Linked DNA regions of Homo sapiens: all the other regions are linked to region 1. The links are chromatin contacts, found by Hi-C or POLR2A ChIA-PET in ENCODE. All regions are on one chromosome and are shown on one strand. Each heading gives the region's core, a stretch centred on a gene start or an enhancer-like site at or near the end of the contact. The rest is flanking DNA. Distances are from core to core; before and after follow the strand shown. Region 1 holds the start of SEC63 (SEC63 protein translocation regulator). Region 2 holds the start of PPIL6 (peptidylprolyl isomerase like 6). Region 3 overlaps ZBTB24 (zinc finger and BTB domain containing 24). Region 4 holds the start of ZBTB24-DT (ZBTB24 divergent transcript). Region 5 holds the start of RTN4IP1 (reticulon 4 interacting protein 1). Region 6 holds the start of ATG5 (autophagy related 5).

What was found. A loop is a pair of places that touch in the nucleus more often than their neighbours do. ChIA-PET counts read pairs that join two places held with the same protein, here RNA polymerase II (POLR2A). Pooled maps may share reads with other maps.
Region 2: a map of naive thymus-derived CD4-positive, alpha-beta T cell shows a loop between it and region 1 (17-fold over the local background). The contact joins the promoter of PPIL6 here to the promoter of SEC63 in region 1. A Hi-C loop is called at or near these places in 1 of 168 maps with a recorded cell type or tissue (naive thymus-derived CD4-positive, alpha-beta T cell), 2 of 37 single-sample maps with no recorded cell type and 18 of 50 pooled maps. POLR2A ChIA-PET finds 5 or more read pairs at or near these places in 1 of 52 experiments (activated CD4-positive, alpha-beta T cell).
Region 3: a pooled map shows a loop between it and region 1 (7-fold over the local background). The contact joins the enhancer-like site here to the promoter of SEC63 in region 1. A Hi-C loop is called at or near these places in 3 of 37 single-sample maps with no recorded cell type and 12 of 50 pooled maps. POLR2A ChIA-PET finds 5 or more read pairs at or near these places in 1 of 52 experiments (activated CD4-positive, alpha-beta T cell).
Region 4: a map of heart right ventricle shows a loop between it and region 1 (5-fold over the local background). The contact joins the promoter of ZBTB24-DT here to the promoter of SEC63 in region 1. A Hi-C loop is called at or near these places in 3 of 168 maps with a recorded cell type or tissue (CD4-positive, alpha-beta memory T cell, heart right ventricle and naive thymus-derived CD4-positive, alpha-beta T cell), 1 of 37 single-sample maps with no recorded cell type and 14 of 50 pooled maps. POLR2A ChIA-PET finds 5 or more read pairs at or near these places in 1 of 52 experiments (GM12878).
Region 5: a loop to region 1 is called in a map of naive thymus-derived CD4-positive, alpha-beta T cell, with 24 times the contacts of the local background. The contact joins the promoter of RTN4IP1 here to the promoter of SEC63 in region 1. A Hi-C loop is called at or near these places in 1 of 168 maps with a recorded cell type or tissue (naive thymus-derived CD4-positive, alpha-beta T cell), 1 of 37 single-sample maps with no recorded cell type and 9 of 50 pooled maps.
Region 6: a loop to region 1 is called in a map of B cell, with 9 times the contacts of the local background. The contact joins the promoter of ATG5 here to the promoter of SEC63 in region 1. A Hi-C loop is called at or near these places in 4 of 168 maps with a recorded cell type or tissue (B cell, CD14-positive monocyte, CD8-positive, alpha-beta T cell and 1 more), 1 of 37 single-sample maps with no recorded cell type and 13 of 50 pooled maps. POLR2A ChIA-PET finds 5 or more read pairs at or near these places in 1 of 52 experiments (naive thymus-derived CD4-positive, alpha-beta T cell).

What each region holds. Positions count from the first base shown.
Region 1 is chr6:107,956,693-107,961,175 of GRCh38, forward strand. SEC63 (SEC63 protein translocation regulator) reads right to left here and starts at 1,516. Exons shown (of 21, transcript NM_007214.5): 1 at 1,194-1,516. The coding sequence starts at 1,317. RefSeq lists enhancers at 955-1,556, 2,159-2,759 and a silencer at 1,179-1,718.
Region 2 is chr6:109,437,705-109,442,299 of GRCh38, forward strand. PPIL6 (peptidylprolyl isomerase like 6) reads right to left here and starts at 2,924. Exons shown (of 8, transcript NM_173672.5): 1 at 2,752-2,924. The coding sequence starts at 2,886. SMPD2 (sphingomyelin phosphodiesterase 2) reads left to right here and starts at 3,020. Exons shown (of 10, transcript NM_003080.3): 1 at 3,020-3,467; 2 at 3,653-3,749; 3 at 3,848-3,924; 4 at 4,270-4,363; 5 at 4,506-4,595. The coding sequence starts at 3,418. RefSeq lists silencers at 2,515-3,334, 2,976-3,181 and enhancers at 3,595-3,664, 3,825-3,904.
Region 3 is chr6:109,458,597-109,463,001 of GRCh38, forward strand. It overlaps ZBTB24 (zinc finger and BTB domain containing 24), which reads right to left. Exons shown (of 7, transcript NM_014797.3): 7 at 3,998-4,405. It also overlaps a transcript of MICAL1 not described here. Among named protein-coding and RNA genes, the nearest start is that of MICAL1, 5.0 kb to the left of the region's middle. RefSeq lists an enhancer at 548-597. Within about 2 kb of position 1,760, at least 4 of the 41 ENCODE cell types and tissues checked have a DNase peak (open chromatin) inside an H3K27ac peak, as active enhancers do.
Region 4 is chr6:109,480,867-109,485,293 of GRCh38, forward strand. ZBTB24-DT (ZBTB24 divergent transcript) reads left to right here and starts at 2,778. Exons shown (of 4, transcript NR_187591.1): 1 at 2,778-3,971. It overlaps ZBTB24 (zinc finger and BTB domain containing 24), which reads right to left and starts at 2,353. Exons shown (of 7, transcript NM_014797.3): 1 at 2,232-2,353; 2 at 209-1,188. The coding sequence starts at 1,160. RefSeq lists an enhancer at 1-345 and silencers at 2,044-2,333, 2,414-2,853.
Region 5 is chr6:106,628,197-106,632,580 of GRCh38, forward strand. RTN4IP1 (reticulon 4 interacting protein 1) reads right to left here and starts at 1,302. Exons shown (of 9, transcript NM_032730.5): 1 at 552-1,302. The coding sequence starts at 825. QRSL1 (glutaminyl-tRNA amidotransferase subunit QRSL1) reads left to right here and starts at 1,382. Exons shown (of 11, transcript NM_018292.5): 1 at 1,382-1,509. The coding sequence starts at 1,486. RefSeq lists enhancers at 1,384-1,523, 1,554-1,613.
Region 6 is chr6:106,323,715-106,327,877 of GRCh38, forward strand. ATG5 (autophagy related 5) reads right to left here and starts at 2,046. Exons shown (of 8, transcript NM_004849.4): 1 at 1,812-2,046. RefSeq lists enhancers at 1-208, 1,856-1,905, 1,926-2,245.

The DNA of each region.
Region 1 (4,483 bases), core at 266-2,765:
CCAAGTCAAGAATGTTAGTTTCCTGCAGATCACATGGGGCGGGGGGGAAAAAGAATGTTACAGGACACTGAATCCATCTGAAAGTATAACAAGTTCTGAGCTGATTCAAGGCTTCACTGTTAACAACTTCTCCAAGTAGAGTATATAACCTGGACAACCTAGACCTCCAGCACACCCAATTGAAGAGAAGATATTTAAGCAAGTTAGCACAGCTCTTGTGCAATAGAAAGCTTTCCCTAAGTTGTTAATACTCAAAACCCACTCCTTACTGTTAACACTACCATAAATAACCCATTAGGCCCTCGCAGTTACATCAGCTTTAAGAATACCATCTGCCATATGTCCTAGTAGAGTGCAACAAATGGATGCAAACATTACCCAAACATCAAGTGAAATATGAAAAGAATCTGTTATTCTGTGCTTTAATTCGATGTTGTTTAATGTGAAAAGACTTAGAACCAAAAGTAAATCGACCCACTACCTCAAAATTCCCTACAAGATTAATTAAACGAGACTTAATCCTTCATACTTGCACTTTTTCCGTCACAAACAGGAAACTCCGAAGAAAAGGAAATAGAAAAAAGCCTATTTTTGCTAAGAGGAATAACGGCATTGCTTCCAACCCCCACAGTGAGTGAACAAATGAAAAAGCAACGGGAGGAAGTGACGGGGGTAGGCGGTGGAAAGCTCAATTGGAGTCCTAAGCATGCCACCCGGCTCAGAGATGCCCTAAAACATCTGTTAAGAGCAGCTGCAACAGGGAAACCGGAGTCGGGGGATGAGGGCCGCGAACTGGACGGACTGAGAGTTGTGCCCGCACGTTCAGTCTCTTCTTGGCCAACTCTTTGCTCACCTCCCAAGTCCCCATCCCGCTTCCTCCATAAAGAAAAATCCCCAATAAAAGCAAAGGCAGAGAAGACAAAGAGGCAGGAGGAGGCTGCAAGGAGCGTCCACAACAATGGAGAAGATGGAGCGAGCGAAACTCCTGAGGACAATGAAGGGAGGTGGAGAAGCGCCGAGGGAAACGCTGCTGACCCGGGCCCCGCCAGTGGCGGACGCTGGACACAGGCCGGGCCGCACCGTCCCTGTCATCCCGGACGCCGCGGGCTGGGGCCGGGCAAGCGGGCGCCGCAGGGCCTGGGGGCGCTGGCGGGGCCTGCGCGGGTTCGCGGGCAAAGGCCGGCGGGACTCACCGGCATTCTGATCTCGGGGCCAGAGGTAGTATGTCGCCGGGATCACGATGAGCCCCACGAAGGAGGTGAGGAAGTAGAAGAAGGTGTTCCCACTGTCATCGTACTGGAACTGCTGCCCGGCCATGGCACCCCCTCCTCCGCCTCGCTCTTCTCACCGCCGCCGCCACGACCACGCTCTGCACTCCCGCTCCCAACGCCCCGGCCCGAGTGGCGTAGCTTGGACACTGCCGCCGCCGCCTCTCCTCCCCGCCCCCACGCCACTCTCACGGACACGCCGCCGCCACCTCTGCCGCTGCCGCCGCCGTCGCCAGCTCTCGCGAGAGGAGATAGTTCCCGCCCCGCTCAGTTTTCCCTCCCCCTGCGTGTCCCCAGCGAGCTCGCTAAGGGAGACGTGGCGAGCGCAACGGTGGAACTCGGCGAGGTCTCGCCCTTAGCCCCGCCCTAACGTCAAAGCCCTCCCCCAACCCCTCCCCTAGGGTCCCGCCCCTAACCGCTCCGCCTTCCTCCACCGCTCAGTTTCCCAGCGCACCACGCCGGATTCCGGGCGTCGGCGTACAGGATCCCAGAGAAGGCTTCCCGCCGGAGCAGCGGTCGCGGGCGGTTCACCTGGCTGCGCAGGGGTCCCAGATATTCAGAGAAGAGCTGAGGCTCAGCCTGTCCTGCCCTCTGGATTAATTGCCCTGGTTGATCACGTTTCCTTGGGTTCTGGATCTGCTCCTCCAGCCCCCATATTTTGGAAACAAGTGTCATTTAGAATAGGGGGTGGGAGGCCGGGCACAGTGGCTCACGCCTGTAATCCCAGCACTTTGAGAGGCCGAGGCGGACGGATCATGAGATCAGGAGTTCGAGACCAGCCTGACCAACATGGTGAAACCCACTCTCTACTAAAAATACAAAAATTAGCCGGACGTGGTGGCGCGCGCCTCCATCTCAAAAAAAAAAAAAATTGGGGGATGGGGAGGTGTGGGTTGCGGGAGGTGTGGGTTGCAGTTGTGTTTTCAAAGCAATGTTTACTATCTGGCCGGGCGCAGTGGCTCATGCCTGTAATCCCAGTACTTTGGGAGACCGGGTGGATCATGAGGTCAGGAGTTCCAGACCAGCCTAACCAACATGGTGAAACCGCGTCTCTACTAAAAATACAAAAACTAGCCGGCTGTGGTGGCACGCGCCTGTAATCCCAGCTACTCAGGAGGCTGAGGCAGGAGAATCGCTTGAACCCGGGAGGCGGAGGTTGCAGTGAGACCGGATCGCTCTCCACTGGGCGACAGATTTGAATCTACGCTGTGCCCATCTTGCAGATGAAGATTTCCCCAAGCCGTTACAGATGGTTCCCTACCCATTCCAGAGCTGCTAATTATAACCACCAGCTTCAGGCGGTAGGCTGAGACCTTTATTGTTTTGTGTCATTTAGTCATCAGTAAACCCCATGGAATAAAGCAAAGTATGTCTGCTCTACAAATGAGAAAATTGAGGCCCAGAGAGACTGCCCAAGGTCCCTCACAGTAAAAGAATGTCTGAGGATTCAAACCCATATCATTTTGATGCCACAAAGCCAGTGTGCCCTTGACCCTCCATCGCCCAGGACCTTAAAATTTCCTGACAGTGACTGGCATTCTCCCTGCGGGTTGTGAACAGGAAACTGCATTTCAGGGATGGACGGTGGCGGGAGCAGTCGCTCTCGGGAGCCTCTCCTTCCCCTGGCTGTGGGACCCTAGAGGCTGGTGTCCGCTGAGCTGGAAACTGGACTTCTGCCCAGATCTTTGAACGACCCCACGGTCCAGCGGCAGCTGTGGCTGGGGTCTATCCCAGAGTCCATTGCCCCTCTCTGGGTTAAAAGGATAGCCCACCTGGTTGCAGAGATTGAAAGGACTAATTGTGAAAATGCTTTTCAAAGGAGAAAGTGTAATATGCAAATACCAAATATTACACTATATTTCAAGGACTCATTTTAATACTTTATACTCTGTTAACTAAATGCATTATAATATTCCTTCCATTGTTGGAGGAAAAATCTGGTTGCTCATTGTCTTTCATTTCATGTCTTCAAAACTAGTATCTTAATCAGTAATGCTTTCCTTCATAATAGATTGTGTTCATATGTATTCTCTCTTCCCTTCAAATTTCCTATCTACTCACTTTGAAAGGAAATTTCTGAAATTCATTTCTATGCATTTCCCTCCTCACTTTTTTTCTGCACAAAGTTCAAAACTATATTATAGGTGAAAAAATAAAACCAAGAAATGAAGGGAAGGTTGAACTATGAAATCAACATAGCATTGTGATCTCCCAACGCTGATATACCCAGAGTGAACAATTTGCCTTGCTACAGAAAATTAGTCACAGACTTGTTGCAGCTGAAGTGAGCAGGATCATGAAGTTCCTTTTGTTTGTTGAATATGTTATTAAGTCTTCCTCGGTTTTAATAATGTTGAACTGTTTTTTTATTACTCCTATTATGTTTTGCTGGGCATTTGTTTAAAGATAATACATCAGTTTTGTAACCTTGTAGCAATATAAGTTATTGATGATAAATACTCCCCTTCTTTCTTTCTGCAGGAATAATATTTTCACTGCAGCTTTGGGGTCATGCCTAAAAGTGGCTTGAACCAAATTGAAATAGCAATTTGAAAAAACCCCAGATCAATCTAAAATGTTATTTTTTTAACCAAAGCATGTTCAAGATTTGAAAATGTATCCTCTATTTTCAAAAGTATACATATAATTTATCCTAGAACTTAATATTACTGAACATAGATAACCTCAGACCACCCAAATATTCTCCAAAGCAAATCTTAATCATACCTTTAATTAATTTAATCGCAATTTCTGATTCACTTTTTTTTTTTTTTTTGAGACAGGGTCTCATTCTGTTGCCCAGGCTGCAGTGCAGTGGTGCATTCTTGGCTCACTGCAGCCTCTGCCTCCAGGTTCAAGTGATTCTCATGCCTCAGCCTCCCGAGTAGCTGGGACTACAGGCGTGCACCACCACACCCGGCTAAGTTTTGCATTTTTAGTAGAGACAGGGTTTCACCAAGTTGGCCAGGCTGGTCTCGAACTCCTGACCTCAGGTGATCCGCCCACCTCAGCCTCCCAAAGTGCTGGGATTACAGGCATTAGCCACCATGCCCAGCAGATATTTTTAACCTAATAAAATTGTTTCAAGAAATTATTTTAGTGAGATATTTAATAAAAGTAAATTAATATGGCTGGGTGCCATGGATCACATTGAAGACCAACCTGGCCAACATGGTGAAACCCTATCTCTACTAAAAATACAAAAATTAGCCGGG
Region 2 (4,595 bases), core at 1,674-4,173, 1.5 Mb after region 1:
CCACCACGCCCAGCTAATTTTTGCATTTTTAGCAGAGACGAGGTTTCACCATGTTGGCCAGGCTGGTCTTGGCCAGGCTGGTCTTGAACTCCTGACCTTAGGCGATCTGCCTGCCTCAGCCTCCCGAAGTGCTGGGATTACAGGCGTGAGCCACCGCACCTGGCCCGGTTGACTGCTATTTCTAACCATCTGGAATAAACTATAAATCCAGCAGTTTTCAAATGAAACACATGTCTTTTTAGTAATTTAGTATTTGTTGTAGAACGGACTATATCCAAATGAAAATGTATGCAATATTTGTTCCTATTCTCTACAAATTTCAATCTTTTGTGTGTTTGGTTTTTACATTTTGTTTTTTATTTTTCAATTGACATATAATAATTGCACATATTTATGGGGTAGTGATGTCTCAATACATATAATGTATACTTATCATTAGCATATCCATCATCTCAAACATTTATTATTTCTTTGTGTTGGGAACATTCAACACAAATCTAAATCTTTGTCAGTTAATCAGGCATCTGGGATCGCTCACAAATTATCATGTTAGGAATACATTCAGATATCCTTTATTAAGACAGAACTAGAGGCTGGGCATCACCGTGGCCCATGCCTATAATCCCAGCACTTCGGGAGGTCGAGGAGGATTGCTTGAGCCCAGGAGTTCAAGACCAGCCTAGGCAACACAGTGAGACCCCCATCTCTTCCAAAAAAAGAAAAAAAAAACTAGCTGAATTTTCATATTTGAATATAACTACAGTAGGTAAAAGTTTAAGAAAGGGAAAATTGACATTATTAATACAATAAAGATATTGTTTTCTCGACCTACTGTCTTCTACATCAGGGGTTGGAGAGGAATAATTTTTAGATTTGTAAACAGTTTTTTGTTTTTTTTTTTAAGACAGAGTCTCACTCTTGTTGCCCAGGCTGGAGCACAGTGGCACGATCTCAGCTCACCGAAACCTCCACCTCCCGGGTTCAAGCGATTCTCCAGCCTCAGCTTCCCGAGTAGCTGGGATTACAGGCGCCCGCCACCATGCCTGGATAATTTTTGTATTTTTAGTAGAGATGGGGTTTCACCATGTTGGCCAGGCTGGTCTTGAACTCCCGATTTCGTGATCTGCCCGCCTCAGCCTCCCAAAGTGCTGGGATTATAGGCAAGAGCCACCGCGCTCGGCCTGTAAACAATTCTAAAAAATCAAAAGAATTGTATTTCACGTTATGTGAAAATTATACGCAAGTCAAATTTCGTGTCCATAATATGGTTTTACTGGAATACTGTCATTCATTTCCATCTCTGTGTCTGCTTTTGCAACACAGGAAAAAGCTAAACAGGTGTGACTGAGACCCTATTGCCAAGAAGGCCTAACATATTTACTATCTGGACTTTACAGAAAAAAACTTGTCAACACTTTCTTTACAATGTGGAGTCGGCACAGAAAATATGTGCCTTCAGAAAAAGAGCGAAAAAAAAGAGAAAAAAAATCTCTGAAACTCATTAATACATTAACTTTGTAATTAACTTCATGGCCATTAACTTTGGTAATAAAAGGTTGCTGATCCCGTCTGCCCAAGCAACACAGACCACAATTTCTACTTTTGATGATTCATGTATTATTTTCACAGACTTCTGATCACTTGTTTTCTTTTTATTATTTATTTATTTTGAGACGGGGTCTGGCTCTGTCGCCCAGGCTGGAGGGCAATGGCGCGATCTCAGCTCTCTGCAAACTCCGCCTCCCGGGTTCAAGCGATTCTTGTGCCTCAGCCTCCTGAGTAGCTGGGATTACAGAGACCGCCACCACGCCCGGCTAATTTTTTGTATTTTTAGTAGAAACGGGGTTTCACCATGTTGGCCAGGCTGGTCTAGAACTCCGCCTCTGCCTCCCAAAGTGCTGAGATTATAGGCGTGAGTCACCGCGCCAAGATATCTTCTATTTGGGAACATTTTGTTGTCAAGTATCCAGCTGGGTACTTCGGGAGTTAAAAACATTAATTAAGGCATGGTCCTGGAGTCAAGTGAGCTTCGGCGAGAAGTTTGCCATGGACAGCATTTCTGGAGCAAACCCTGTAAGAAGGGCTGAATTCTACATGCCGACATTTCATACATTTCTCCTGCATTTCAGGTTGTAAGTGTGCTGCAGCATGACTGATCTGGCCAAATTCTTCCAGTTTCCTCAAGTGCTTTTCCTTTAGTATCGTTCTGAGTGTTTACAAAGAAATGATTTTCCAAAGCACTTGTGAAGCATCTAGTTCGATTGGAACGCAGTGACGGCTCTATAAAATTCAAAGAAAAGAATCTCCCCGCATGAATAGTTAACAAAAATCGCTTGGGCCGAGGTGGCGGGGTTGTAAAAATTAGCTAGTTATATAGTAATCATTTTTCCATAAATTTAAATATCTCTAATTAAAGAAAAAATTGACGTAGAACAAAATCTGCGGGTGTGTGTGTGTGTGTCTCGGAGGGGATTACCTTATCTCCCAGCGCGGTTCTGAACCCTTCCTTCGCTCAGTTCTCCCTTTAAAAGTCGCCAAGTGGAACGCCCGCCCCCGGACCCGCACTTGCCCCCCTATACTCTCCTCCCGGTCCTCCAGACGGAGCCCGCCCGGCCAGGACACGCCAGCCCCTTCCTCGGCCGGTGGGGCCTCGACCCCCGCCGCCTCGAGGAGGCGCGGCGCCTGCAGTCCACGCGGCCGAGAGCGGGTAGCGGGGAGGGCCGCCCACGACGGAGGTTTCTCTGTGGTTACCTCAGCGGCGCTCTTCGCAATCTGAAAGTTGGGGCAGCTGAAGAGCCCCACCACCTTCACCTGCAGCGGCCGCTCCGGCAGCGACGGCGAGCCGCACCTAGCGTGCGGGGGCCCGCACGGCTGCGGCCTTGCCATGGCCGCGCCCGGGGACGCCCGGTGACCCCAAACACTGCGCGTCGCTCCGGCAACCGCGCGGCCCCGCCTCCGCCGCTCGCAGGAGGCGGGGCCCAGGGGCGGGTCGAGGGCGGCCCGTGGCGGCTGGGCCTTTCCTCAACTTTGCGCCTGTTGCTGGGCCGCCGGCGCGCGGGCGGCCGCGACCGCCGGGGACGAGCTTGGAGGAAAAGGAACCGGGAGCCGCCCACCCGGGGGCGCTCTCCGGACCCCCAGGGTCCTAGCGCGCGGCCCTTACCGAGCCTGGGCGCCCGGATTTCGGCAGCGGATCGCCTTTCCGGGTTGGCGGCCCGCCTGATTGGGAACAGCCGGCCGGTTGCCGGGGGAACGCGGGAGTCGGGCCCGACCTGAGCCACGCGGGCTTGGTGCCCACCTGTGCGCGCCGCCTGCGAAGAAGGAACGGTCTGGGGAGAAGGCGCCGCCGGCCGCCCCCGTCCCCACCGCGGCCGTCGCTGGAGAGTTCGAGCCGCCTAGCGCCCCTGGAGCTCCCCAACCATGAAGCCCAACTTCTCCCTGCGACTGCGGATCTTCAACCTCAACTGCTGGTGAGTGCGTCTGCGGAGTGCGGTCTGGGGGCCACCTTCCGTTCGCACCCATGCAGCCTTCCTCCCCCTATCCCGCCCCACGATCTCAGGGTGTAGGGAAAACCCGAACCTCCAAAGTCCACATCTGGCCCCAGCGCCGGTGGTCCCAGCAGTCGCCTCCCCTGCCCCGCTCTTCCCTTCCTTAGGGGCATTCCGTACTTGAGCAAGCACCGGGCCGACCGCATGAGGCGCCTGGGAGACTTTCTGAACCAGGAGAGCTTCGACCTGGCTTTGCTGGAGGAGGTGAGATTGTGCAGCACGGTGCGGAACCCAGGCTGGGAGGAGGGACAGACCGTCCCACTGGGGAAAGACCAAGCAGGCATCCTCACCGCTTCCCTCAGGTGTGGAGTGAGCAGGACTTCCAGTACCTGAGACAGAAGCTGTCACCTACCTACCCAGCTGCACACCACTTCCGGAGGTGAGAAGCCCACTGGCCTGAAGCCTGTTGTCATCCCAGGAGGCTCTTGGCCCTGCCAGCCCTTCCCTATCCTGCCTGCACTCTCCAGTCTCCTCCAGCCTCCTCTCCCTCTGGATGTGAGAGAAGGAGAAGGGTGAACCAAGAAGGTCCTATGACTTCAGCCCATTTCAGCTTTGTTTTCTGGCTGCCCTATACTCCTCCAAAGGCTGTCGCCTTGGTTCTAGGGCTAGTCCCAGCAGTAGAAAAAGAAAAAAATAGCTGATCAGAGCTGGAAGACAAGGGAGGGGAAGAAGGCTGGGTGTCTCTCCCTGTTTTTCTGGTTATTAAGCAGGGCTTGGCTTTCAGCGGAATCATTGGCAGTGGCCTCTGTGTCTTCTCCAAACATCCAATCCAGGAGCTTACCCAGCACATCTACACTCTCAATGGCTACCCCTACATGGTAAGGCAGACCTTTGACCTCTTCCACCTCCCTTCCCCACCTCCAGTAATACAAGGTAGAGGAGGCAGCCCTCTGAGAGCTGCAGGGGATGGGCAGAAAGATGGTGGCGGTGCCCTGAGTTTCTATCTCCTCCTGCCTGCAGATCCATCATGGTGACTGGTTCAGTGGGAAGGCTGTGGGGCTGCTGGTGCTCCATCTAAGTGGCATGGTGCTCAACGCCTATGTGACCCAT
Region 3 (4,405 bases), core at 510-3,009, 1.5 Mb after region 1:
AAAAAAGAAAAAAAGGAGTCCCATTCTAATGTTTTTGCAAACGGTAAAACCTAGCAGTAGCCTAGGTTAAAACCTGAGCCATTACGACAGGATCCTCCTTCCTCTGCCCCATACCATGTTCTGTCACCTCCCAATTTCTTATCTCCTGGGCCCAGAAACTGGGTCCCTAGTACTGTAGGTGGCATGTTTAAGTCACCTGTAATATGGCTTTGTACCTGCAGGCCAGTATCTTCAAGCAACAAACCCATGGTCCTGGGCCGGGAAGCTGTGGCTGCAGTATAGCCAGAGACAGAGCCCATGATTTAAAAAGTGACATCTGCGCCAAAGGTGTAGAGAGTGCCATGAGAGGATGTGACAACATGGTTTGATTGAGGTTAGAGGACAGATGAGTACTCATGAATCAGAGTGGGGGCAGACAACTTTCAAGGCTGAGAAACCACCTGCCACAAAGCCTTCAGGCAGGAAAGAGCTGGGTATGTTTGGGGAACACCAAGGAACCACGTGACGAAATGAGAATGGGGAAGAGGGTCCCAAGAGGAAGTTGGAGATTTTATTCTAAAGGCCAATGGAAACTCTGTAGAAGGATTTTAAGCAGAGCAGAGACACGGTCATATTTATCTTAATAACTAATGCAAATCCATTCATTCAGCAAGGCACTCTGTTTGATGCTAAGCTAAGGGTACAATGGTGAGCCCAAACAGATCACCACTTCCAGTGGAGAAAGCCCAGCAGGAGGTGGTAGAAAGGATCAATCAGGTCTTTGTCAGGAGTACAGGCAAGTGACATGGTATAGTGAGGATGGGAGAAGTGGATGGAGTCAAAAGATATTTCAAGGTGAAACTGACATAACATGGCCATGAATTGGGTGTGGGGGTCAGGTGGGCCCCTTCAAGAATGACACCCAGCTTTGTCTCTTGGCTTGGAGTGGGTAAATCACAAACTTGGGGCCCCCATTCTTTCCTATTTTTCCTTCCCACCTTATTCCTCTGTATGCTGCTTTTTACTCAATACCTTCCCCAGAAGTCAAAGCACAATTATGATTTCATAGATTCTGAGATAACACAAGGACTCTACCTTGAGAGGCTGCAAAGATTAAACACATAAATAGGTTCAGGATCAGTTAAATACTTGCCCATATTTTTGTAATAAGACTGCCTTTGCCCTTCAAACACTAAGATTATAAGAAACATTTATCCAGAAGCCACTTAATTAACCAAACTAAAATTATCTTGACAGGTGGATTTTTAAAATGTAGTTTTGTTTTTAACTCTGATTTAGTCTAAGGAAGCTTCAGTTTGACTTTTCATTTAACAAGGATAGTCATATGAATGAACTAAAACCAATACCCAAACTATTCTTTTGGAAAATCATCTTTGAATTATATTTAAAGTGACATATTATGGATATTATGAATTCAGAATAAAAGTTCTCTATCCTGACCCCTGCTCAAATTTTTTCCTTTTTTCACACTTCACACTGAATATAGTACCACTTTTCAGACTCATAAAAAAGCTAAGATCCCTTGCTGTTACCAAAATGTGTTTAAATTCCTACATTTTGTATTACTGAGAATGTGGGCTGAGTACAGTGGCTTGTGTCTATAATCCCAGCACTCTGGGAGGCTGAGGTGGGAGGATCACTTGAGCTCAGGAGTTTGAGACCAGCCTGGGTAACGTAGTGAGACCTTGTCTCTAAAAAAAAATCTAAAAATTAGCTGAGTGTGGTGGTGGTGCATGCCTGTGGTCCCAGGTACTCAGGAGGCTAAGAGGCTGTAGTGAGCCATGATCATGCCACTGCACTTCAGCCTGTGACAGAGCAAGACCCTACGTAAAAAAAAAAAAAAAAAAAGAAATGTAATCGAATGAGCTTTAGTTTAAAAGCTGTTGATGTCCCATGTTTCAAGTTAGAATGAAATATATATATAAATACACACACACACACACACACACACACACTCCAGTAAGCTAAAGTCTTTTGCTGCTTAATTATGTGTAAAGGATTTGAGAGCAGGATAAACTATCACAACATTCCAGCTTCTTTTAGAGGTCACTCCTTGAGAGCTGCTATTTACAAAAGGCAAGGCAAGCAGATTTTTCACAGGTCATTCCTCTTTATCTGCTATTTACAAAAGCAAAACAAAGAGTTTTCTTTCAATTCTTAAGAGTTTAGGCTTAAGTTTAGAAACTGAAAATGAAATTTTACCTTAATGCTTATTAAGGATAACAAAAATAAAACAAACCTACCCTAAACTTAAAATATCCTCAGTCAAAAATTTGAAAAAAGGGCTCACTTACAGAGGCTCCTGTTAACTAAGACATTTTCACCTTACCAGTAACTTTCATCCAACTGGCAAATTTCGATTAAGCTTTTTTTTAAATTATACTTTAAGTTCTAGGGTACATGTGCACAACATGCAGGTTACATAGGTATACATGTGCCATGCTGGTATGCTGCACCCATCAACTTGTCATTTACATTAGGTATTTCTCATAATCCTATCCCTCCCCCAGCCCCCCACCCTATGACAGGCCCTGGTATGTGATGTTCCCTGCCTTGTGTCCAAGTGTTCTCATTGTTCAATTCCCATCTATGAGTGAGAACATGTGGTGTTTGGTTTTCTGTTCCTGTGTTAGTTTGCTGAGAATGATGATTTCCAGTTTCATCCATGTCCCTGCAAAGGACATGAACTCATCCATCCTTTTTTATGGCTGCATAGTATTCCATGGTGTATATGTGCCACATTTTCTTACCAATTAAGCTTTAAATCAATAGTAGTGAAACACTAACATGATTATATGGTAGTTACTGAATTTCTGTAGACCGTAACTTTCACTACTATTGTTTTATGTAAAAAAGTTATAATTGTATGCAGGTGGCACATGCTTGTAATCCCAGCACTTTAGGAGGCCAAGGTGGGAGGACTGCTTGAGGCCAGGAGTTTGAGGCCAGCCTGGGCAATATAGTGAGACCCTGTCTCCACTTAAAAAAAGAAAAAAGTATGCTATAATTCCAGACATAGACCCTCAATTTTAGTCAAAAACTTCTATTACATTAAGCAGGTCACATTCTTTAATTAGTAAGTTCTTATTAAATATGTAATTTTTAATAAGAACTTAATAAGTGGGAAATAAATTATGTATTTAATAATAAATAAGAAATTACTTATTTAATAAGAAAATTGTCCTTTTCTTTTGGTTCTATTAACCTTGGGAATAAGAAATCCAGCTTAAAGTTTTAAAAGCCTGTGCCCTAGTTCTGGTTCTACCACTTACTGTATGACATTTGGCAACAGACTTTCTCTTTGGGCTCCATGTTCTCATCTGTCCAATAAGCATAATAATTACTCACCTCACCAGAATGTCATGAAGATTAAGATGAGACATGCTTCCAGTGGTTAAGGTGTGTCCCAGACACTGCTCCCCTCCTCACTCAGATGCCAGTTGTTAGGAGGTAAATTGTGTCCCCCTACTCCAAATTCACATGTTGATGTCCTAATACCCAGCATCTCAGAATGGGATTGTATTTGAAAAGATGATTAAATGAGGACATTAATGTGGGCTGATCCCATACAACTGGTGTTCTTAAAAGAGAGTAAGACAGAGGGAAGGACATGTGAAGATACAGGCAGGGGAAGACAACTAGAAGGGAGGCCTCAGAAGAAACCAACCCCACTGACACGTTGATCTTGGACTTTCTATTTTTTCAGTCACCCAGTCTGTGGTATTTGTTATGGTAGTCATGGCAAACTAATATACCAGTCATGAACAGAGGGGACTGGAGTCCTCCAACCAGAGGGTGCTATATTGTAAATCTGTGTGCCATGACATGGAAGATGTTTGAGACCCAGTAAGATATGATACAGATTTAACAGACCTGGCTTGGCTCCTGGACAATAGTAAGGACTCCATATTTGGAAGATATTGTTACATTCCCATTTATGAAAACCTAGATAAGCATCTATAATGAGAATCCTAGGTAAGCATTTATAATGAGAATCTTTTTTCATTCCTCAGCATCATTTAATCTGTTGCTCACAACATTTATAACACAAGAACCAACTGTAGAAAATACAGAGTAGAGGTGAGTTTCAAGAAGCACTGGGCAAGCACTTGAATAACTGATTTTGATGGTAAGAGCTCCAATCATCCCAAGGCAGACCCTCTTCTGGGAGAAAACCAAAGATTCACCTTCAAAACGAGGTGTTTCAGGAGCCCCAAAGCATAACATTCTATTTCCTAAGAAACACACTCTATATTTCTGTTAAAACAATTTAAAAAATGGTACACATTTAGTAGAAAATGAATTGTGAAACACTGCACTAGCAACATCATTTCTCAAGGACACATGAGAAGTACTTTCATGTTCACGACATTTCTTTTGGGTACTCAAGTCATTTAACTTTTTT
Region 4 (4,427 bases), core at 1,528-4,027, 1.5 Mb after region 1:
ATGAGTAAATATGATTTTAATCATACAATGTATAATGAGGATATTACCCACCTTGCAGGATTGTGGAGAAAATTAACTGCAATAACATGTATAAAGGCTTTATTACAATGCCCATCACACAGAAGTTGCACAGTAAATGGAAGCTATTATTATCATCACTACTCCCAATTCTGCAACACACTGCAATCAGCTTTGAAAACATCATTACCTGTGTGGCTCCTCTGGTGGATTGCTAAAAAGTGATTGTACTTAAAGACCTTGCCACAGTCTTTACAGCGGGCCTCAGGGCCTCCAGGGCGCTTTCTCCTTCCACAGATCCTCTTGGCTGAACCATGGTCCTCTTGATCCCCAACAAGTTTGTAATCTTTAAGTTTGACGGATCTCCAAATCCTCCGCTTGCTGTATCGACTCTGGCTTGCCTGGCCATCCTCGGTCTTGGGATCATAGTTCTCATCTTTTTCAACTGGCATTTCCTCCTCTCTACTTGGCTCACAAGTAGGCTCCGATTCTTCCTTTTCTTTTGCTGCAATTTGCTCATTCAGTACACCACTGTCTCCTTTAACCACAAAGTTTTGTCTATTCTGAACTGAATTGTTCACTCTTAACTGTATTTCTTCCTCTGCAGCCAGTTCTGATTTCTCCTCCTGCAATGTATTGACTTTTTTTGGTCTTCCCCGTTTCCGCTTTGGAGGATCGTTTTTCTTATTAGAGATAACAACCACTGGGGCACCAGCAGTGTTCAAAGTTGTTGGCTTTGGGGAGCTATGATTATTTTGGAAGTCTGTGTAAGCCTTTACCAGGTCATAGACTTTTAAGAACTGAGCAGTAGCCAGGATTTGTTCTGTACTTTTCTCACTGGCATGGAGATAACCTGTGTAGATAAATTCCAGCAGGATACCAAAGGTGTCTGCAACCATGCCTTCCAGCATATAAATGGATTGGCCGATTTCCCCCTCTTCTGCAAACATCATTGAGAAGTATTCACTACTGGCAGCAAGTAAGGCTTTGTGGGCCCGGAAATGTACATTCTCCACGATTAAAGTAATGTCACAGAGGAAGCCTTTCTTCCTCTGATCCTCAAAACTGGCCAGCACAGTGTCACTGTGAGCGTCTGAGTGTACAACAAGCTGCCCAGAAGGCTCTGGCGATGTTTCTGCCATTTTCTTCAGAAGCCACTAAGGGTTAAATCTGAAATAAGAAAACAAGGTTTAAAAAGGAGAAAGCACTGTCTAAAAGGTTAATGCCAGCCCACATGAACTTCCTATTCACTTCACATCATTAACTGAATTTTACCATTACCATTTTTGTCTGTCTACAAACTTAGCTCTGGGCCCGGGCGCAGTGGCCTCACGCCTGTAATCCCAGCACTTTGGGAGGCCGAGGCCGACGGATCACTTGAGACCAGCCTGGGCAACATGGAGAGAATTCATCTATACAAAAAATACAAAAATTAGCCTGGCGTGGTGGCGCCCGCCTGTGGTCCCAGCTACTCAGGAGGCTGCGGCAGGAGCATCACCTGAGCCTGGGAGTTCGAGGTTGCCGTGAGCCGTGATCGTGCCACTGCACTCCAGCCTGGGCGACAGAACGAGACCACCACCTCAAAAAACAAAAACAAAACAACTTAGCTCGCGGTTTTTTTTTTTTGAGACGGAGTCTCGCTCTATCGCCCAGGCTGGAGTGCAGTGGCGCAATCTCGGCTCACTGCAACCTCCGCCTCCCAGGTTCAAGCAATTCTCTCCCTCAGCCTCCTGCCGCACATTAACTAGCTGAGTGACTCTCCAGTATTCATGGAACGGTTCAGGGTCTACCTTCTATAAAATGAAGGAATGGGATTAACCATCTCCAAAATCCTCCGCAAGCACGAACTTTCTATGGTTGCACAACTATTTCAGGGAGAACGAAGCTGCCTCCATCTCCCAGATTATTAGCCATTTCGTATGTGGGAACCAATGTGAAGAGTGAAGAAATGTGCACGTGCAAAGTGAATGTGAGGTAGCTGCAATAAAATACTAATAACTTAAGCTGCGTGGGGCCGCCAGACACACTAGGGGCGGCGCGGAGCCCCCCGCAGCCCCGGGTGGTCCCAGCAGGGAGAGGTGGCGCGGAAAGACCCCCACCTCCCCGCCCAGGCCCCGCGGGCCCGACTGGGGAGCACACGGCGGGGGAGGGGTCGGCGCGGCAGACCTACCGCTCAGGGGCGCCCGGTGGGGTCCGGGTCGCTGCCAACTCACCCGGCGGCCTGGCGGGAGACCCACGCCGGGGCCCGCTGGCCCTCCGCTCCGCCCCGCCCGCCTCTGGGGCTTCTGCGCCGCACCGGTTTCTGCTCCTGCGCCGCCGCCGCAGCCACAGCCACAGCCAACCCGGAAGCGCGGCGCCAAGAGCCGCTTGCGCGCGGACGCCGAACCACGTGGCCCGCAGAGGCGCCCCTGGAGGTGGGGGCCACGAGAGCGGCGGGGAGGGGAAGGGAGGTGAGGGGCGGGGCGGGGCGAGATGGCGGGGCGGGGCGGGGCGGGGCAAGGCGGGGCAAGGCAGGGCAAGGCGGGGCGCGAAGGCAGTTCAAGGGTTGGGGCGTGGCAGGGGAGGGGAGGGGCAAGGCGGGGCGAGAATGCAGGCCTGGGGTCGGGGGAGCCGCGGCGGGGCGGGGCAGGGCGGGGCGAGATGGCAGGCCCGGGGCTTTGGGGCCGGGGCCGGGGCCGGGGCCGGGGCAGGGCGGGGAGGGGCGCGGCTTCGGAGGAGGGACAGTGGCCGGGGCGGGGCGCGGCCAGGGGCGGGGCGGTGTCGGCGCCCGAGGTCCTGCGTGTGGCACTGCCGGGGAGCCCAGGCAGGAGCGACTTTTGCGGTGAATTGGGGGCAATGGACAGGAGAGGCGTTGTGACCCCTCCCTTTGGGAAGTTTTATATCGTATTAAACTGTTAGCTCAACGCCAATACCTTAATTTTATCTCTTCTCCGACACCGAATCTGGTGTTGTTCTTGAATGTATAAAGGCATGAAATCCCCCTTACCGTCATCATCATTGTCATCATCATCACCATCGTCATTATCTAGTGCTAATATAATAACTATTACTTACCTCCTAAATGTTTTTCACATCTGCCTCCTTTTCCTCCCCACTCCTGATGCCTTAGTCTAAGGGAATGAAGAGAGCACTGCAGTCAGAGAAACCTGGGTTCTGAGAGATCTTGGGCAAATTACTTACCCTCACAACTTCTTTACCTTACCTGTAAAATGGAGATGTTAACACTAGTGCCACTTTGGTAGGGTTGCTATTGCATAAACAAAATTAAGTATGTAATGGGCTTAGGAAATGCCTGGTTTAATTCGTCTGCTGTGATTAAAATGATCATTATTATTCAAACTTTCATCATCTTTGTTCAATAGACTGTTTCTAACTGGTCTCAGCTGCAGCGTTGTTCTCTTTAATTCGCAGAAGTACAGAGGATTTCTCCAAGTACATATGAGATCCAGAGACTAGAGTCACTCCTTGGCTTAGAATCCATGTGGCTCCCACATGCCCTCTGGATAAAGTCCAGGCTTCTTAATGTGGTCTACAAGCCCCATCCAGATCTACTCCCCACCTGCTTCCATCCATTTATTTCAGCATTTTCTCTCTCTTAGCCAATACCTAATTACTTATTTTTCTGCCCATTTCCAGATTCCCAACATGCCATCTATAGCCTCCCTGATCTTGAACCGGAGGTGTAATTAGCAACCTGGCTCTTACATTTTTACTAGATTTTATTAAAACTAGCTCAAGCCACACATGCTCCTTCTCTGAGGTTTCCCTTTCATATTGAATTGTCTCTAAGTCCTCTGGATTTGTGGGGGTACAAGTGGGATGGGGAGCGCTCCCTGACTTCTGCATACCAGCAGGAAGTTAGCTACCTCATTGTTTCTTGCTGCTACGAGGGTTGCAGTCAAATCACTGTCCCTCCAGAGGTCCTCAACGGCATAAGAAGACTCAGTGCCAAGGTAAGCCAGGTACTTCCATTTCCTCATTCAATCATTGCTCACTGGAGCATAATCCTGCGAGGAAAGACTGAGTCTGGAGGATCTTCCAGCATCAGCCACCCACAACACAGACTAGCCCTTTCTTCAAGGCAATTTTGTTTTGGATCCATACTGACTTTTTCAAAACTTTTGTTCTTGTTAAGGCCAGCCGGTCTACCCCTAACAGGTCTTCTTAAATTTAAATCTTGCAGAACAGGATTTGGGGTGTCATACATTCATCTAACAGATATTTATCGAGTGTCTACTAAGAGCCAGACATTGGCGTCAGGTGTTGGGGATACAGCAACTAACAAGGCCTTTGCTCTCATGAAGCTTACATTCTACTAAGGGGAGACAGGACAAATATACAAGTAAACTAATGAATAATAGTTTCAGAAAGTGTTAAATTTTATAAAGAATGATGATGGAGACTGACAG
Region 5 (4,384 bases), core at 52-2,551, 1.3 Mb before region 1:
CAATGGCTCGTCTGTAATCCCAGCACTTAGGGGGCGGAGGCAGAGGATCGCCTGAGGTCAGGAGTTCGAGACCAGCCTGACCAACATAGTGAAACCCCATCTCTACTAAAAATACAAAAAATTAGCCCGGTGTGGTGGCATGCGCCTGTAATCCCAGCTACTCGGGAGGCTGAGGCAGGAGAAATTGCTTGAACCCAGGATGCGGAGGTTGCAGTGAGCTGAGATCAGGCCACCGCACTCTAGCCTGGGTGACAGAGTGAGACTCAGTCTCAAAAAAAAAAAAGTTAGCTACAGACACAGTTCTCAAGTCTGAACTTACATATTTAAGGACGCATGAAAACAATCAAGCTTATATTTTGTCAATACAAATGGCCAGAAGGATTCCCTGGCCATTGCAATTTCAAAAATTTTGGAAATATTTGCAGAGGTATTGTTAAAAACCTAAATGATTCATTTATGTAAACCAAAGAAGCGTAGTCAATTTTTTAAAACGGCATACCTTATGAAAGTGATTTTTTTAAAAAAGGTAACAATGTCTTTTGAAAACTTACTTCTCATATTAACGTCTATAGGATTTACACTGGCAGCGTGAACTTTGACAATGACTTCATTTGGATAGTGTATGATAGGCATCATCATGTTCTGAGTGAATCGAAGCACTTCATTCTTCCCATATTTATCTATCACCCAAGCAGGCATGACAGTGCTCCTAGGAGAGGTAGTACTAATCCTTCTAACTGAAGGCTTTTGGACAACTTTGCTTCTCCAGAAGCAAACCGCAGTGCATGCATTTCTTCTAAGTACACAAGTCTTCAGAAATTCCATTGTAAACACTGGTTGAACTGCGTGCTCAAATTCAAATACACTTGGACTGGATCAAACTCTCACCCCTGAATTCAGTCAAATTCTGCCAAACCACGGGCTAGTTTCAAAATTAAGCATGCAAAACGGAGCATTCGAAAATGAAGCTAATCTAATGGAGAAACTGAAAGAAGAATACGGAACTGTTATTCCGCTCTTCGCATATGAAATGCTCGAATTAACGTTCCAGTCAGTATTCTGTCCATTCTCCTCCCTCACTTTCACCCCCTCCACTTTAAAAAAAAAAGGGGGGGCGGGGCATTAAAAAGCAGGTGCGCAAACCCCCTAGATCCCTGCCCTGTCCTGGGAGCCCTCGGCGGGACAAGCAGACACCGCTCGCGATCCAACGCCAGAGAATCGAACGCTTGCCGACTGCCGCCGCGACCCTGGCCCGGAATCTCCTTGCCTGCCCGCTCTCCTTAGCCGCCGGGATGGCTTTGCGGCGCCAACCAATCGCCTACAAAGATCATTTCCTCGGGCTGCAATTCAACCAATCCAAGTACTCGGTGTTGAAGGGCTCAGTGACAATTAAAGATGGCTGCGCCCATGTAACATCACTAGCGACCGGTGACCTCTTTTTCCCCCTTGCCTGGCTCCTGTGGTGGCAGGCTGGGCACGAGGACCATGCTGGGCCGGAGCCTCCGAGAAGTGAGTGGAATTGGCCCGCTGAGGCCCCCGGGAGGGCGGAAAGTTTAACGGACTTCGTTGACAAAGAGTCCCTGGGCCTTACCACGCATCTTGGCCCACCTCGCTGCTTCCTCTAGAACTGAGTGGGGGATAAGTACCTTTCGATTCTTCGGGTGTACTCGCCGTACCCATTCAGGAGTTAGGACCTTAGCAGGGAAATCTCTGCACCGCGGATCTGTAGGGTGGTGAAGCGGCTTCTCACCATTAGACATTTGCTCTGGTGTAGGTCGGGATCCGGATGGTCTCGGAGTGGGCTTTGCCAAAGGGGGCTTGCGGGGCCACTTCAGTCTCTCTTCTGTCCCCGACACTTAGCTGCAGTTGTCGCTAAGAAGCCCGGCGAAACTGTAGTTTGCAAAATTCAAATGAGTAATTTTTGGCTTTTTTCAAAGAATTCGTTCTCTAGGATTTACCTACCACTAAGATACCAGTGATTTCCTAACCCGTGTCTCCATGTCCTGGACGTCGTGTTTGAATTCTAGACTGTATTTGTGAATGCTTTCTGGGCAGTTCTTCTAAATGTCACATAAGCACCCTCAAATTCACTTTAATCGGTGTTGAAGTAATCATTGTAACAGGACTTACCTCTCAACCCCCGTCTTAAAAAAGCTCTGGTATTTCTGAATTCTTAATAGACTCTTTTTAATGGCACAACTATTATCTCATTTGCCTTTAGATTCTTCCTCATCTTTCATATCCAATAAATCACTAAGCCCTCTTCATTCTATCTTGCAGATATGGCTGGAATCTGCCCTCTTACGTTATTTCTGCTGTTATAGCTTTAATTCGGGTCTTTTTGCTTCCTGGTTCACGTCACTCAACCTTAGAACTGTCTGCAGGCCCATTGCTATCAGAGTCACATAAAGCACCTGTTGAAACTAAAACTATGCCCCACTCTAGACTTAATTAGAGCTGTGTGGTAAGTTCGGGAGTATGGTTTAATGGAGGCTCCAGGTGATTTCTGGTAAGAAGTAGGCGCTGATGACCTAAACTGCCTTCCATCTTCCTTTTTATTCCACCCTAGAAGTTGTCGTTTTGTTTGTTTCCCAGCTGGCAGCGTGGAATTATAATTATAGATAGCTGTAATATATAATGAGAAATTGAAATCCACAGGCTTTAAATAATAGTTCTTCCCCCAAAATACATTATTATGTTATCATTTTAAATTGCGTCGAATCAAATTTGTTCTTTAAAAAATAAATATGCCCGGCGCGGTGGCTCACGCCTGTAATCCCAGCACTTTGGGAGGCCGAGGCGGGTGGATCACGAGGTCAGGAGATCGAGACCATCCTGGCTAACACGGTGAAACCCCATTTCTACTAAATATACAAAAAATTAGCCGGGCGTAGTGGCGGGCGCCTGTAGTCCCAGCTACTCGGGAGGCTGAGGCAGGAGAATGGCGTGAACCCGGGAGGCGGAGCTTGCAGTGAGCCAAGATCACGCCACTGCACTCCAGCCTGGGCGGCAGAGCAAGACTCCGTCTCAAAAAATAAATAAATAAAATAAAAATAAATAAACAGACAACACCCAAAACTTGTTTTAAAATTAAATACAACCTATAAAAATATGTTATTTCCTTTTTCTGCCTTTTCCACTGTCAATCTAAGTAACAGAAAGAGACTCTAAAGAAAATATTTATTTTGGAGTAGCAATGCAATGGGAATATGTGTAATATTGTAAACTATGTGCCTATTCAAGAAGGTTGAGGCAAGGGATGTTTTTAAAGACAGAATGAGAAGGATTACTTAAATTATTTTGAATCAGTTATCCTTGGCCACAAGGATCAGTCACAAAGGTGGCATCAGTCCAAGGTTGGATGGCCAGTTGCTGGACAGACATTCTTACAGAAGTACTCGTGTGTGTGGAAGGTTGCAATGGCCTTTGTGCAAGGTTGTGTTTTTTGCAGTCTTATGATTGTTTTTAAAAAAAAATTTTAATGGGTACATAGTAGGTGTATGTATTTATGGGGCACATGAGATATTTTGATACAGGCATACAATGCATAATAATCACATCAGAGTAAATGGTGTATCCATCACCTCAAGCATTTATCATTTCTTTGTGTTACAAACGTTCCAGTTATACTCTTTTAGTTATTTTTAAACGTACAATAAACTATTGTTGACTGTAATCACCTGCTGTGCTATCAAATACTGTATCTTATTCATTCTGTCTAACTATATTTTGTACCCATTACCCATCCCCACTTCCCACCCCTACTACTACCCTTTCAGGCCTCTAGTAACCATCATTCTACTCTACCTCCACGAGGTCAATTGTTTTCATTTTTAGCTCCCACAAATAGGTGAGAACATGGGAAGTTTGTCTTTCTGTGCCTGGCTTATTTCACTTAACATAATGCCCTCCAGTTCCATCCATGTTGTTGCAATTGACAAGCTCTCGTTCTTTTTATGGCTGAATAGTACTCCATTGTGTACATGTAGGACATTTTCTCTATCCATTCATCTGTTGGTAGATACTTAGCTTGCTTTCAAATCTTGGCTATTGTGAATAGTGCTGCAATAAACATGAGAGAGCAGATATGTCTTTGCTATGTTGATTTTCTTTCTTTTAGGTGCATATATACGTAGCAGTGGGATTGCTGGATCGTATGGTAGTTCTATTTTTATTTATTTATTTTTAATTATTTTTTTTTTAGAGATGGGGTCTCACTATGTTGGCCAGGTTGGTCTTGAATTCTTGGCTTCAAGCAATCCTCCTCCCTCAGCCTCCCAAAGTGCTAGGATTACAGGTGTGAGCCACTGTGCCCAACCAGTAGTTCTATTTTTAGGTTTTTAAGGCACCTCCATACTATTCTCCATAGTGGCTGTAGTAATTT
Region 6 (4,163 bases), core at 796-3,295, 1.6 Mb before region 1:
ACAACTCTTATTTCTGCACCTGCTGCATACAGTCAACATAGCAATCAGATCTTTTAAAACACAAGTTAGATCAACTCACTGCTTACTCAAAACCCAACTCATTCAAAGTACAAATTAAGGTTCTTATAAATTCCCACATGCTCCTAAATGACTTGGCCCCATTTCCACCTAAGTATCCACTACTTCTTTCCCTCTTGTTCATTATTTTCCAGTCAAACTAGCTAGTATGCGCCTGCTTCAGGGCTTCAGTGGCAGCTCCTTCCAAGTGGCACCCTTCTTTATCACCCGTAGGCCTCCAAGTTAATATCATCTTTTCTATGGCCACCACTCCCATCTCTTGGCATTCCCTATACCCCTGCACTGCTTTGGTTTTTTTCTCTAGCACTTTCCGCCACTTGACGTACACAGTTGGCCCTTCCTACCCATGGGTTCTTCGTCCTTGTATTCAACCAATCATGGATGAAAAAATATTCGGGGAAGGAAAAAAAAGTCAGTACTGAACATGTATAGACTCTTTTTTGTCATTATTCCCTAAACAATACACCATAACAACTATTTATACAGCATTTAAGTTGTATTGCGCATTATAAATAATGCAGAGTTGAACTAAAGATAGGAGGATGTGCATAGGTTATCTGCAAACACTACACCATTTTATATCAGGGACTTGAGCATTTGAGGACTTTGGTATCCAAGGGAGGTCCTGGAACCAATCTCCCACAGATGCCGAGGGACAGGAAAGACTGTACCTTAATTTTTGTATCAATGTCTTCTCACCCCATCCCCAAAGTGGAACTTCATGATGGCAGGGATTTTTATTCTTTTGTTTACTATTTTGTTTACTGTTTTGTCCAGTGCCTAACACATAGGAGGTACTCAGTTTGGGGGAAATTAATGAAATAAATACACACTTGAGGTGTGTGCACTATTCTAAAAATCCATATCCATACAGTTCCATTCTGTACACTTTCCCCCAATTTTAAGTAGCATATCTTTGAAGATAAAAGCACAGGCTTAAATCTGGTGTAAAATACCTCTCAATTACTACCCTGAGCACAACATCGTTATTTTCAAATTCAAAATTCAACCAGAAACTCCCTCTATGGAAATCACAAATAGTTCAGTTCAGAGCCAAGTATCCAGTTTCAAGGTCTCAGAAATTTAACAAGCCAATTCTGGAAGGCTTTGGAAGTTCAGCTACTGTCTGGTAAGTCTCCGGGTTCTGATTGCTCAAGACAGGCTGTACCTCCTCACCCCTCAGAAAAATCTAGAACCAATAGTTTCCTAGGTTCCTCAAGTTCAGGATAATTTTAAAATAATCCAAAGTACAAATGAAGTATGTAAAAGTGTCTTGCCAACAGAAAATGTCTTTGGTAGCACTAAATATTGTTATTGAGACAGGGAATATCGTAAATAGATAAATTGCTTGGAGGACATACCCACCGAGTTTGGACAGACTCACACTGCACTGTGCAATAAAGGTTTAAATAACTGTGTTCCACAAACAATTCAGGTCCTGAACTGAACTCTAGAGCCTGCGACTAGACTCTCGCTTTCCTACCTTAGTAAGCAACAGACATGTACCCCAAGAGGGACCCCGCAGGCCACACCCGCCAACCGGCCCCAGGGCTCCGGGCCGGCGTCTCGCCAACTCCACCTTGCCCGGAGGAACCACCTTCACCCGCCATCGCGGCCGGGCGGGCGCTCCTCCAGGCAACTACTCACCCCTCCTTCCTACCACACCTACCTGGCCCCTCCCCAGCCCTCCTCCTCTAGGAATTTCCTCACACAAGGTGGACACACACACGTACCCTACTCCAAGCTATGGCTCCTCCTTCCGGCTCCCCGCACTGGTGGGGACGCCCAGATTCCGCGCTCCGGTGGGGCGGCGGGGCAAGCTGCCCGCCTGACACACTGTCCTGCGGGGACGCGGTAGCAGGACTCCAGGAAGCCCGCGCAGCCGCAAAAAGCACCGGCGCGGAGGTCGGAGCTGAACCCTGCTGCACTTCCGCCCTCTGGTATCCAGCGAATACAACCGGCAACGCTGCGGAGCCCTGGCAGCGCACCACAAGTCCAGTCACCCTCGGCGCCCGGAGATGACGTCACGAGACCCCACGTGGTCCGAACTCCGCCCTCCGTGTTCTGCCTAACCCAGCAAGGAGGCCCGAGTCGCTCTTGAGCATGCGCCAACGGGGCAGTACGCTTGAACTCGCGACCAAACCTCTCCAAGTTCATAGCTTCTACCCTCTTCTGAGAATCTTGCGTCAAAGCGTAGTTATTGGGGCTTGGGGAGGTTAACTTAACAGTTCCACAAAAACAGTTTTTAAAATACTGAAACACTGCCTCCCTAGAGCTTGATCGCAACATCCCTTTCTTCCTGGCATCACACAACAGTATTAATAAAACATTAGTTTTCAAAGTACTTTCCCATCCATTTTCTTATTTGATCTTCTTCTCTACTTTGTTGGAACCACCGCAGGCATTAATAACCTAATTTAACAGAAGACTATATGAGCACTGAACCCTCCCACCCATCCAAGAGTACATATCTTTATCTTACTCTTTGTAAAAATAATTGGGGCCGGGCGCGGTGGCTCACGCCTGTAATCCCAGCACCTTGGGAGGCCGAGGCGGGCGGATCACGAGGTCAGGAGATCGAGACCATCATGGCTAACACGGTGAAACCCCGTCTCTACTAAAAATACAAAAAAAATTAGCCGGGCGCGGTGGCGGGCTTCTGTAGTCCCAGCTACTGGAGAGTCTGAGGCAGGAGAATGGCGTGAACCCGGGAGGTGGAGCTTGCAGTGAGCCAAGATAGGGCCACCGCAGTCCCGCCTGGGCGAAAGAGCGAGACTCCGTCTCAAAAAAAAAATAGTAATAATTGGTAAACTTACTAATAAAGAATCTTTGAATTGGCTCTATCCAGAAGTCTTAGCAGGCATTTAAGGTTTTTCTCTTAATTACACGTGCCTTAACGCCATGCATGTTAAGTAAGTACTGTGCTGAGACTCAAAACAGGTTCTTGATAATTGGGAACATAAGGAAAATTCTAGTAGTAGCCACAGGATTCTTTTAAAAAGAAAAATCTTCTTGGAGTTGGACTAAGTACAATGATTTTCAAATGGTAAATTACAGTACATTAGTGGGTATCTAAATCAAGTTAGGGAAGCATGCCCAGCATCTTTTTAAATGAAATAAAATAGAAAATATCAGCATGCTTCACACATGTAAAGGGTAAATATTGTGTCCCAAAATTTTTACTTCAGTATGTATGTGGTGTACACTGGATAGGAATGTGAAATACATTTCTTAGTAAGGGTAGCAGTCAGAAAAGTTTGAAAGCCACAGTTATGGTCCTCTTCACCTACTCAATGCAGAAATCCTCACTACAGTGTCCCCAGTAAACAGCTATTAGCCTCTGTAAGAAAGCTTGTGGGATTAAGGTGCATTGCCTTCCCAGTGTCAGACAAAAGTATATAAAATTTCCTTTAAAATGTATCTAAAAAATAAGATGGATTTAGGGGCGCATAGATGGATAAATATGTGATTAACCAAATATAGTAAAATATAATGGTAGAATATAATGGTAAAATATAATGGTAGAATCTAGATGGTAGAATCTAGGTTCATTGTAAATGGGTATTCACTGTAAAATTTGTTCAGCTTTGCTGTGTGTTCAAAATTATTTCCTAACAAAATGTTGGGACCAGGCACAGTGGCTCATGCCTGTAATCCCAGCACTTTGGGAGGCCCAGGTAAGAGGATAGCTTGAGCCCAGGAGTTCAAGACCAGCCTGCACAACATGGCAAGACCACATCTCTACAAAAAACACAAAAATTAGGAGGGCATGGTGGCATGCGCCTACAGTCCCAGCTACTCCAGTGGTTGAGGAAGGAGGATTACATGAGCCCAGGAGGTCAAGGTTGCAGTGAGCTATGATTGTATCACTGCAGTCTAGGTAACAGAGAGAGACCCTGTCTCAAAAAAAAAAAAAAATTGTTTTGGGGGAAACTATGTATGAAGAAACCCAATAGGTGAAAGGTGATTACTTGATTTGACTTAAAATTCAACTTCCTGTAATTTTTATAAATTGACCATTTTCTTTCTTTCTCCCCTTGTCCTTCTCTCTTCCTCACCCATCTACAACATACAACAGAAATAAC